Regions from separate parts of the Homo sapiens genome. Here region 2 is linked to region 1. The links are chromatin loops, found by intact Hi-C in ENCODE. Cell type or tissue: mesothelial cell of epicardium. All regions are shown on one strand. Each heading gives the region's core, and the rest is flanking DNA. Links, peaks and the distances in the headings are about the cores only.

The links. Peaks named below come from ENCODE experiments on the same cell type or tissue, not always from the same donor. Only the 100,000 strongest peaks of a DNase experiment are listed, where the experiment ranks them.
Region 2: it touches region 1 in a loop (16-fold over the local background); 1 of 110 quality-filtered maps calls a loop at or near these places.

Annotation. Positions count from the first base shown.
Region 1 is chrX:16,391,564-16,397,141 of GRCh38, forward strand. No RefSeq gene overlaps it. Among named protein-coding and RNA genes, the nearest start is that of MAGEB17-AS1, 230 kb to the left of the region's middle. In mesothelial cell of epicardium, for the core only: no CTCF peak of the experiment used is centred there; a DNase peak (open chromatin) is centred at 2,928.
Region 2 is chrX:16,279,638-16,285,215 of GRCh38, forward strand. No RefSeq gene overlaps it. Among named protein-coding and RNA genes, the nearest start is that of MAGEB17-AS1, 110 kb to the left of the region's middle. In mesothelial cell of epicardium, for the core only: no CTCF peak of the experiment used is centred there; no DNase peak of the experiment used is centred there.

The DNA of each region.
Region 1 (5,578 bases), core at 528-4,527:
GCTTGGTTTCTAGAGCAAAAGCCTTTTCTGTCTGAGCCCTTACTCTTCCTACTTGGATCACAATTGCAAGAAAACCCACCTGCCACACAACTCAGGGGAATCCCCTCAAGTCTGCCCACCAGCCTCAAAGACCTCTCTGCTGACCCAGTTCAATGAACTTTCCCACAACCCATGCATTCTCCATCAACCCCTTCAGTCGCTGTTTTACCTTTTCTGGTAAGGAGAGAAAACTGCTCCTATTTTGTGTCCTATAACCTTCTCCCCCTACACATCAACTCCCTAGCCAGTCTGGAGAGCCTTTCCCTTATGCAGGAATCTCTTTGTCCTTTTCTTAGGGATCCACTTTAGCACTTCAAATAAAATCATCCTCTACTCACACTTCCTTTACACATCTCGCACTCCTACTCAGCAGCCCTAAACCAGGGTACCCAATGGGCTTTTGGGGGATGTGTTTCCTTCCATTATTCAGCATCCAGAGCCTGGCTCAGAACAAGGGTGCACAGGTAATTGACAATAATCCTATCCTTCCTTTTAAATATTAAGGCGTGTAACACTCTAATTTTATTTTTAATCCCATGAATCCATTGGTTTCTCCCCACCACCACCACCACTCACCCTCCACTGTGGAGTAACCCCCTTTTAAATTCAAATTCTCTTTTTCTCTTTTTGAGGAAGGAGTTACTTTGGCAAAACCTGGCATTGCCTAGGCGCTGATAACCAAACACGACAACATCCTGTTGGCTATATTACTAGTGTAAGTAAATAAATATGTCCATCAAGACCCAGGGTCCTGATTAATCCAGAAAATTGCTTGAGTATCCATCTAGAAATTGTCATTAGTGCAAGATGAAGGATTTCAGAGGCATGGAAATTGGAAATTGACCTATTAAGATCCAGTGGCTCCTGCTGTCAGAAATATTGTAAAATCAATTTGTCAGCAGAGCTACAAATGCCTATGGGAAGTTATGCTTTGCGGATGTTTCCTCTGGCATGAGGCCTTCCTCCTCCCATCAGGTGTCAAGATGGTCTCTGGTTGTGATGACACAGGTACTCTGTGTAACACGCTCCACTCTTGCCAGCTGCATAGTATTCCTTGGTGTTAAAATCAGCACTTCAGAGATTTCCATTTCCTTTGTTGTTGGTGAGAAACTTTCACTTCAGGTCCTTGGAGCTGTTATGATTATTTTATATTTATTTTTAATATTTATATATTTAATCTACTGAAATATTTTGTTTATATATTTGATATTATTTAATATATTCAAATATTTCTATTTTATATTTACATATTTCCGTATTTTATACTTAATGTTAATTGTATTTGGCCTCAGTAGCAACAACATCAGAATAAAATTTTTCCTTGAATCTCAAATTACTAGTGAACAGATGTCTTTTTATGATGTGCCTATGGTTTTAGAATAAGTTCTCTTTTCGAACATTGTGAAATAGTAGAAAAGGCTCAGAATAGCATCCGTCAGAGTTCCTACAACCCAACTATAACTAAGTAATGTTGAACCACATAAGAAGAAATCTAAATTCTCCTACCCAATTAATTTTCTTCCAACCTCAGTTCATAAGATAAATTGGAACCCAGTTGGAATAAGTTTGTCACTGATTGGTCACCAGGACCAGCTACATAATTTGCAGGGCCTAGTACAAATGAAAATGTGGGGGCCCTTGTTCAAACAGTAAGAATTTTAAGACAATGAGAACAGAGCACTAAACCCAACTTGAGCCCTTTCTAAGCACAGGGCCTTGTGCAACTGCACAGGCTGCACACCCGTGAAGCCAGTCCTGCTCCCTACCATTAAACTCCACTGTGACCTTGGAAATGACTTGGGACCTCAAGGTTGAAAACCAGCCCTGTGTACCTTCTGAGTTAAGAAATCAGAATTTAAACATGTTTCAGAAGGGCTTTGGTTCATAGTCAAATGACCTGGAGAAGCCAGTGTATCAATTGTAGATTTCTTCTGGGAACCCATCTATAGTAGTTCATCCAGATAGGGATGCATTATTTTCTGGCACCAAGAATTCTGGATTGCCTCTGTAATTATCTGAACAGCATAAAATTTAAATTGACGATATGAATTGGACTCACATGAATAGCCTGCTTCTAGAAAAGAAGAGTGCCTCTTTTTTTAACTTTCAGATGATGAGCGTACAGAGTTACCCAGGATCAGCAGTGATAATGAATCAGCCAGGAGAGTGTATCAGTCACTTAGGTTTCCCTGGCTGTAAGCAACAGAAACCAACTCTGGTTGACTTGAACATGAGGCAACTTATTGGATGACTCTTGCTACAAATAAACCCTCTTCCTTTGCCTCAAATAATTTTTCAACCCTGAATAGCTGAGCAAGCACAAGCAACAATCTGAACCCTTCTATGCCTCAATTGTTTATTGGTTAATGGAATATGAATTTAACTTGTAGGGTGTTTTTAAGTGTTACATACACTAAAGACAAGTATCTTGAATAATGCCTGATAAATGACACTCAAAAAATGTTAGTATTTACCCCTTTATAATCAGTTATACATTCTTCCTTGTGTCATGGCTATTTGTGTACAAATACACTGAAATGAAGGGATACTAGACTTTGGAACCATCTGGGTCCTACTTATAGCTTTTCCACTTACTAGTTGTGTGATCTTGTTCTGTTTACCACTATACTTCCACCACCCAGTATAGTACATATCACTTAGAGCAAGAGCTCAAGGAACAGTCATTGAATGAGTGAAAAAGTGAACTTTTCTGAGCCTCAGTTCTCCAAGTATAAATTAGACAATAACTGGCTCACTATATCAAGATATTTCAAACTGGAAAAATATAAACATTGCCTGACACAGTCCTTAACTGCATATTTGCTGCTCTATTAATGTTAGTTTCTTTCCTTTCTCAAAAAACTGGTATTTCTGGCTGGGCGCCAGAAATTTCTGGCTCATGCCTGTAATCTCAGCACTTTGGGAGGCCAAGGTAGGAGGGTCGCTTGACCCCAGGAATTCAAGGTTATGGTGAGCTGTAATCATGCCACTGCACTCCAGCCTAGGCAATGCAGCAAGACTATCTCAAAAAAAAAAAAAAATACTGATATTTTCAATGAATAAAAAAATGGCCTTGGAGTGCGGTCCATTTCATATACTCATTAAATCAATGAGTAGTTGTATTCAATTAGATTTGAACACTTGTTTTAAAAACATAAATATAAGGGCCACAGAGGAATCCACTTCAATTTTAATTGAAGATAATTGAAATACACATTTCCATAAGAGGCCAGACAAAATATAAATCATTTCTTTTTTCACCCTTCATTATTTCAAAAGGTGTCAAATTATTGATGTACACTCAGAAAGTGATTTTGATGGACTTTGAAGAAATAGGAACAAAAGGACACTTATAATAAAGCACATGCCTGTTATTATTTTAGCTCTAAAACTAGAGTGGATGAAATAGAAAACTGCCTATTTCTTCAAATTATTGAGGATTGGTCACTCTGAAAACAAATTTATACCCACTTTAAGATATGCTTGGAAAATAATATCACTGTAATAAACTGAAATTCAATGTGGGCTCCTTTCCCTATAGGACCCAACTGGAGCAAGTAATTTTCTACTAATCTGTGTTGTTATAGAAACACAGGCAAGAAAGAATAGCTTGGGAACTTGGTTTTTTCCACAACAAAAAATAAAAGCTGCTCTTTTCATTTAAAAATCTTTCAATTGCTTTTTATTTCATTCCCTTCTATCTTGCAGATGGTTTATTTTCTTTTCTTGATTGTTTTCCATTTCACTGATAAAAGAGAAAACCAACCGCAAAATTCTTGTGTCAGATGTATACCCTGTTGATGACATAGCTATCTTAATTTTTCAGTTATGGACCTTAAAGAGTATAACTGTATTGTTTGCAAATGAAAGGATAAATGCTTGAGGGGATGGATACCCCAATCTCCATGAGGTGCTTATTTCAAATTGCATGCCTGTATCAAAACATCTCATGTACCCCTTCAATATATATACCTACTAACCTACTACGTACACATAAAAATTAAAAACTGAAAATAAACATTTTTTTTTTTAGTTTCAGTTATGGGGTTTAGGTACATGATACAATAGTTCTGTAATTTTTGTCCTCTCTAAAGTATACTGGCAAAAATTGAGCAATAGCAAAACATCTGTGTATGTGTGTTTGTGTATTTGTGAATGGGGATGTGTGTGTGTGTACAAAGCACAGAAGAAGCTATAGTCTAATTTAAGTGATAATTGTTTTTAATAAAAAATGCCCTTTACTAATTATTAGCTCTAACTTTAAAAAATATTTCTTTATAGCAATGCAAGAAAAAAAAACAATATAAAAATGAAGATAAGAATGTGATATGGGTCACAGGTTGATCATCAGAAAAGCTGGACTTTCAGTTCTCGTTTCACTGCCAACTGGCTGTCTGACTGTGGTAGCCAGCCTCCAAGATGGCATCCAGTGATCTCTTCTTTCCAGCATTCATGCCCTTATGTAGTCCCCCTCACATTATATCAGGGTAGGCCTGCATGACCAATAGAACATGGCAAAAAATGATACTGCATGACTTCTGAGGCTAGACCATAAAGGACATTGTGGCATCTATCTCTTGCTCCCTCTTGAATCACTCATTCCCAGGGAAGCTAGTTATCATACCACTCAAGCGGCCATATGGAGAGGCCCACCTGGTGAGGAACAGAGGTTTATGACCAACAGTCACTTCAGTGAGCTTGGATGGAGACCTTCCAGAATTAGGCAAGCCTTCTGATGACCACAGTTTTGACTGACATTGTGATTACAGCGTCATGGGAAACTCTGAGCCAGAACCACCATCTAAGCAGTTCCCAAATTCCTGACAGTAACTCTAACATAATAAATATCTATTTTTTAAGCCACTAAATTGTAGAGTAACTTATAGGTAGAAATAGATTACTAATACAGCAACCCAGTAGAAAAAACCACTTTATGTTTCCATTTCTCAGGTTGTTTTTATTGAGTCAACAACTATTTACTGCCTAGTGCATCAGGCATTATTAGAATGTGAGTGTTAGAGTGAATGTTCCTGCCAGAAATCACAATAGAACCCGCAGTTTGCTAGATCAAATGTTCACTTTTAGAAAAAGTTCAAATACTACCTGAAACCAATACCATTGATTGGCTGACCCAACAATAATTTCCTTGTCCCTTGTTGCTTTCAAACTTAGGCACTGGAAACACAACTTGTTGGCTTTCCCAGTCTCTCTTGCCACCAGTGGTGGCCATATAACCTAATTCTGGCCTATGAGAGAGAAACACATTTTTTTTAAGGATTTCCAGGAAATATTTTGCTTTCCTAATAAAATAGGCAAATATGGCTTGTACCACTCTTTCCCCTTTTTTTCTTCCCAGTGTCTGGAGCTGCAGCTGCCATCTTTTAGCCATGAAGAAAGGCCTCAGGAATTAAGAGACTCTTGCCTTGATATAGTTGAACTGCAAAATTAATGCCAGGGCCTTCCTGCCTCCAGAGATATAGAACTCTACAAGGCATAAAAGTTGCATTTTCTATTACTTGTTGCCAAATACAATCTTAAT
Region 2 (5,578 bases), core at 1,032-5,031, 110 kb before region 1:
TTGTTTGAGCTCCTTATATATTCTGGTTATCAATCCCTTGTCAGATGGGTAGTTTGTAGTGATCTACTTTTGAATGTTATATCTTCTTACATGGATTGGTAAATAAGGGTAACACTTTATTTTTTTAATAGCAAGAGAAAAAATCATGACTAAATACTAACTGAAGATCCTTTCATGAGCCACTAGTCCCCAATACTCATGGTTGTTGAAAAGTTTTTCCTGATTTGAAATCCTATAGTGGTCCTGATCGCATTCAGGATAAAATGTGAATATTTTGTATGGCATATAATGTCCTGGATTATCAAGTCCCTGCCTGTCCTTCCCCATTTCCTCCTTACACTCCTTACGTTCCAGTACTTGTTCCTGTTGTCTGGTATCTTTTGTTCTGCTGCTTTTCTTCATGAACTCTTTCATCTTTCAAGACTAATCTCACCTGTAAATTTTGATGATCTTGGTTTTGAGTTGTCTACTGAATTGTTTGTTTCTCTTTTCATTCATCTTTTAAATAAATTATTTTTCAATTTTCAAGAGGCAAGATGCTTTTGATTTGTTTGAACTTCACTACTGCTTTCTAGTTGCTAAACTTATATTCTAATAAAGATGACATTCCTGTGATCAATCTCATTGTTTTTAATTTTGATACTTCCTACATAATGAGAATCATTTTAAAAGCATTATTATAAATTATGCATTTATTAAAATTATAATTTAGAGTAATAATTTCAGGCCAAAAAACCCAAAAGTCATTCTTGACTCTTTTTTTTCCTCTCACACTTTGCATACTGGATACTCAGAATTCTGCTGTTCTCGCTTTCAAAATATATCCAGAATCTAACCGCTTATGTTACCTCCACCTGAGTCCAATCCTACATCAGGCCAGACCCTTGTGGTAGCATCCCAATAGGGCTCTCTGCTTTTGGTTTTGATAGTCAGGCTCTTCTTCATAAAACATCCATGAATTAGTTGGATGGCAAGTCATCCCTGGACTCCAAATCTTCAGTAGTCTCTCTTCTCATTCTCCATCAAAGCTCAAGCCCCTAAAATGCCACCAAGGCCACAATCACCCACTGTTCTGCCCCCAACTCCCTATAGTGGCGTCAACCCCCACAGGAGGTGAGCTCCTGCCTGATTCTCCCAGTCTGTAATGATTTCTCTGATATTCCTAAGGATCTCTCCTTCACCTCCTTCAGGTCTTTACTCAGTGCCTACCTTCTCACTGAAGACTTTTCTGAGCATTCTTCTTAAAATTGCAAACTCAGCCCCCAAACAAATATGGAACTGCTCTCAGCCCCTTTCCTGGCTTATTTTTCCTCATTTAGCTTATTGCTGTCTTTCATGCTTAACATTGTACTCAATCATTTTCTTATCGCTGGGTGCCCCACTTTGGAACATATGCCTCGCAAGGGCAAGGTTTGTTTTTTTTTTTATTTTCTCTTCTGTTCACCACTGTATCTCCTGAGATGAAATAGTGCCTGGTAATGTTATAGGCACTCAAAATATTTGTTCAATAAAGGAGTAAAAAAATAAATGAAAGAAATGAATTCAGTGATATGAAGACATTCTCATAATACAATAAGTCAAAAATTTGGATTTAAAATTTTTTTTATTTTTTTGGTTATTGAAGTACTTTTGATTTTTATTGAAGTGTGTATAGTTTTTTGCAAATCAACTAAGGAACCTTTAGTTAAGAAAGATTACTTCATGCACTAAGAAGAGGCATCACTGCGTTAAACATTTTATTAGCGTGACTGTCTTTGGATAACCTACATTAAAGGTTTGATGATAAAATATTATTTCTAGTACAAGCCTAATTCTGCTTACTGGTAAAAGACGTAAATCTGGGAAGAGGTTAGAAGGAATAAAGTTAATAATTATTATCTTGATATGGTACATTCTTTTGTATTTTGTGTATTTTCAGAATTTTCTATAATGAGCATTGTAACTCCACAATCAAGAAAAAAATCAATTTTTTTTAAAGAAAATGATGATAGTATAAACATAATTCCAAACAAATTCTTCTTATCTTCATGACACCAGATAGTGGACTGGGCTCTCTTAACATCTCTTTCTTTCTTCCATCCCTCACTCCTTCCTTCTATCCCTTTTTCTTCCCTCGTCTGCTCTAACACTGTGAGTAATTTGGCCAAAAAACACAAATCACTGGTTCTGTTGATGCTACAGGGTCCATGCACTAAGGGAGTCATTTTTTAGGTTTTCAGGGAATTGCGAATTCCCTTGTAAAAGTCATTTGAATGCTTTTTTTTGGAAGATCAGTTTTATTCCCACTGTATATTATGAATTAATTTTAGTTATGTGCTAAAATAGTATTAAATGGCTGCTTGCTCATTCTTGAAAAAATTAGTTTGAATTTTGATATTAGTTCTTAGAATTATCTGATTTTAACAAGTATTTTATTCATATTGTATTCTCCAAATGCCCTGTAAGATGTGACTATGTAAGGTGCTCAACATAGCTTATAATCTTTTCCTCTCTCTACTGGTTCTGTTCCTAGAGTCACAGAAAAACCAACCAAACAAACAAAAAAAACCAGTAACCTAGCATTTGGCCTTTTTATATTTAAAAAACTCACAAATAATTTTGATTGAAAGGGTTTTAAAAATGGGTGTGTACTGTTATTGTTGATGTAGCATTAGCTGTCAGATATGGAGACAGGTTTAATTTTAGATCGTTGATTCACAACTGCAGGTTATCTTGCCCCGAAGGGACATTTGGCAATGTCCAGAGAAATTTCTGTTGTCACAACCAGGGAACAAGATTGCTACTGGCATCTAGTGGGTAGAGGCCAGGGATGCTGCTGAACAGCCTGCAGTGCACAGAATATCCCACAACACAGAATTCTTGGGCCCAAAATGTCAGTGGTGCTGAGGTGGGGAAACCTTGTAATCCACATGGAAAGTAGGTGAATGCAAGCATGGAAAAGGCTGGCCACTCAAAAAATGCCAACCAGAGAGGTCCTAGTCTTAGACCATTTTCTGAGCCAATGATCTCTTCCTTGCTTTAGTTTGTTTGCTTTTTTGTTTAAAGGTAGGAGAAAGTTTGTAGTCACATCCCAGTTGGGCGCTATAGCTGAATAAATACTTTGTCATCTGAGAGTTCAGTTTGGCTAGCTGAGTTATCCATCACGTTACAATATCACCTCACACGTGGATTGCTCTAGAGTGCCTGAGCAATGCTGGAGGTTAGGAAAAGCTGCTGGTGACCTGAGCAAATACCTAGAGAAAGAAAACTCAATCAAGCCAGCTGTTTAGGCCTGAGGAAGGTTTTGCTCCGCACAGTTTCTTTCTGAGACAAATGAAGATAGGTGTTGAAGGCATTTTAAGGAAGGAAAGTGGGGAAGAGTAACATGGGCATGCAGTGCAGCCCCAAAAGGCAGAGGCTGGACCTCTCTCTGCCTCATTGTTCCCATCCTTCCAGGCTTTCTCCATCTCTTTCTGTTTCCACTCCTCTTATCCCCACCAGCCCCATCATGGTGTTTAAAAAGTTGTGATTATAAGGATACAATAAGTTTTAAAGATCAGTTAAAATAGTTATTAAATGACAAACATTCTTTGTTTTTGCCTTTTCATTCATTTTTCAAACACTGTGTTTATTTTCATGGTTTATTGGAAAACAACAAGGTTTTACAAATTTGCAAGCTTACTTTCCAAATCAAAGTTACCTTTTAGAAGTCTAAATATCCCAGGCTGCCCCAGCCTGTGGAGAAGCATGTGGTCACATTTACAGTAATATCCAAATGTGCTCACATTTACAGTAATATCCAAATCTTTTCTGCTGTTCCTAGATCTTACACCTTCTTCAAAAGCTCTCCTAGTTATATGCCCTAGTTCCTGGGGCAGTGTTTTACACATGTCAAGGGACAAAGCTGACCCTATTGGCTCTGGCTTCATCATGGCTATCTGTTCCCATCATGGCCACTCTGGACTTTATGTGTTCTGTGGCTTCTCAGCTGGGCTGCTGCTGCTGGGTTCCAGTGTTGAAGTAAAATGAATGCCTTTTCCACCTCTCTCCATCGAACTTGGCTCAGAGACAGCCCAGTCTTTCATCAACACAACTCTTTTGTCTTTTGTGCCCAATGCCCCTCTCTAGTGAGGCTCGAAAGCAGCCCATTTGGCCAGGTATGTGTTTGGATAGGAGAGTACAGAAAGAAAGGAACAGGAGAAAAACATCTCTTTATCTTTCCACTGACATTTTTCACCTCTTCCAGGGGTCACTCTATCATACATAGATTACCACCTTAGGAAAAAAAAATGAAGAAGAAGAAGAAAAATCAAGCACTGCTCCCAAAGCATATGAACCCATGAAAAGAGATACTTGGCAGACGGACATCAGTCATCTAAATATTCTTACTAATAGGATGGCCACACTAAAAAACTCCTGGGGGCTACAATTTACATTGTAGTTTATGCAAATGGAATCCCTGGAATTTTGGAGCGCACAGCCCCAGTGATCGTAAGCTGTGGACTTGTTTACTAAATCATCTAAATTCCAGTATGGATCCAGTTGATAAACCAGTAAAATATCATTCCTAGATACAGACCTCAAATGGTGAAGAATTTGTTATACCAAAATTCAAGACAAAATCATACACAAATATTGGCCAGAGCTTTATTGCAAGTTTTTGTTGTTGTTGTTGTTTGTTTTTTTGTTTGTTTGTTTGTTTTTTTGAGACAGAGTTTCACTCTTGTTGCCCAGGCTAGAGTGCAATGGCGTGATCTCGGCTCACCGCAACCTCCGCCTCCCAGATTCAAGCAATTCTCCTGCCTCAGCCTCCCGAGTAGCTGGGATTACAGGCATGCACCACCACACCCGGCTAATTTTGTATTTTTAGTAGAGATGGGGTTTCTCCATGTCGAGGCTGTTCTTGAACTCTTGACCTCAGGTGATCCACCTGACTTGGCCTCCCAAAGTAATGGGATTACAGGCGTGAGCCACTGCGCCCGGCCATGCAAGTTCTTACTTTAATATCTGTTGAATATTATCCTAAGATTGACTTCTAGGAATATATATCCTGATTGGATTTTGTGACACCTTGACTATAACTTAACTATAATCCTAACAGGTTTGTTGAATAGCTCCAGTATATCTCTAGTTTTTATGCTTTATCTTCTGAAGAATTATTCTTCTCAGAGTTAATACTTTGAAGCACAGAATATGTGGTTCTGATATCATCTTTCTGGACAACTGCATAATCTGTTGACAAGCATTAGCTTGGTTCCCCCTTCTTAAGCCCCAAGATTAAACTGAGTCTGGGGCTTGGCAGTGTAACATTTGCTTTGCCTACATTTCAGTTGAAGTTGACAAATTGAAATTGAAATAACATGCCAGGAGACTGTTGATAAGTGTCATATTTCTGGCTCAGTCTTCAATTTAAGGCCTATACCATGATAGAAGTGCAAATTTAAGAGTGGGAAAAGAATAAATTTAGACTCACCACAAGAATGTCAATCAGCTAGATATCTTGACAGATTGACTGTTATCTTGAATGAAAGCATAGTTGATGGATATTCTAACATTGGATTGAGTTCCCTAACCACAGTCTAATCTCATTTTAGGCCCT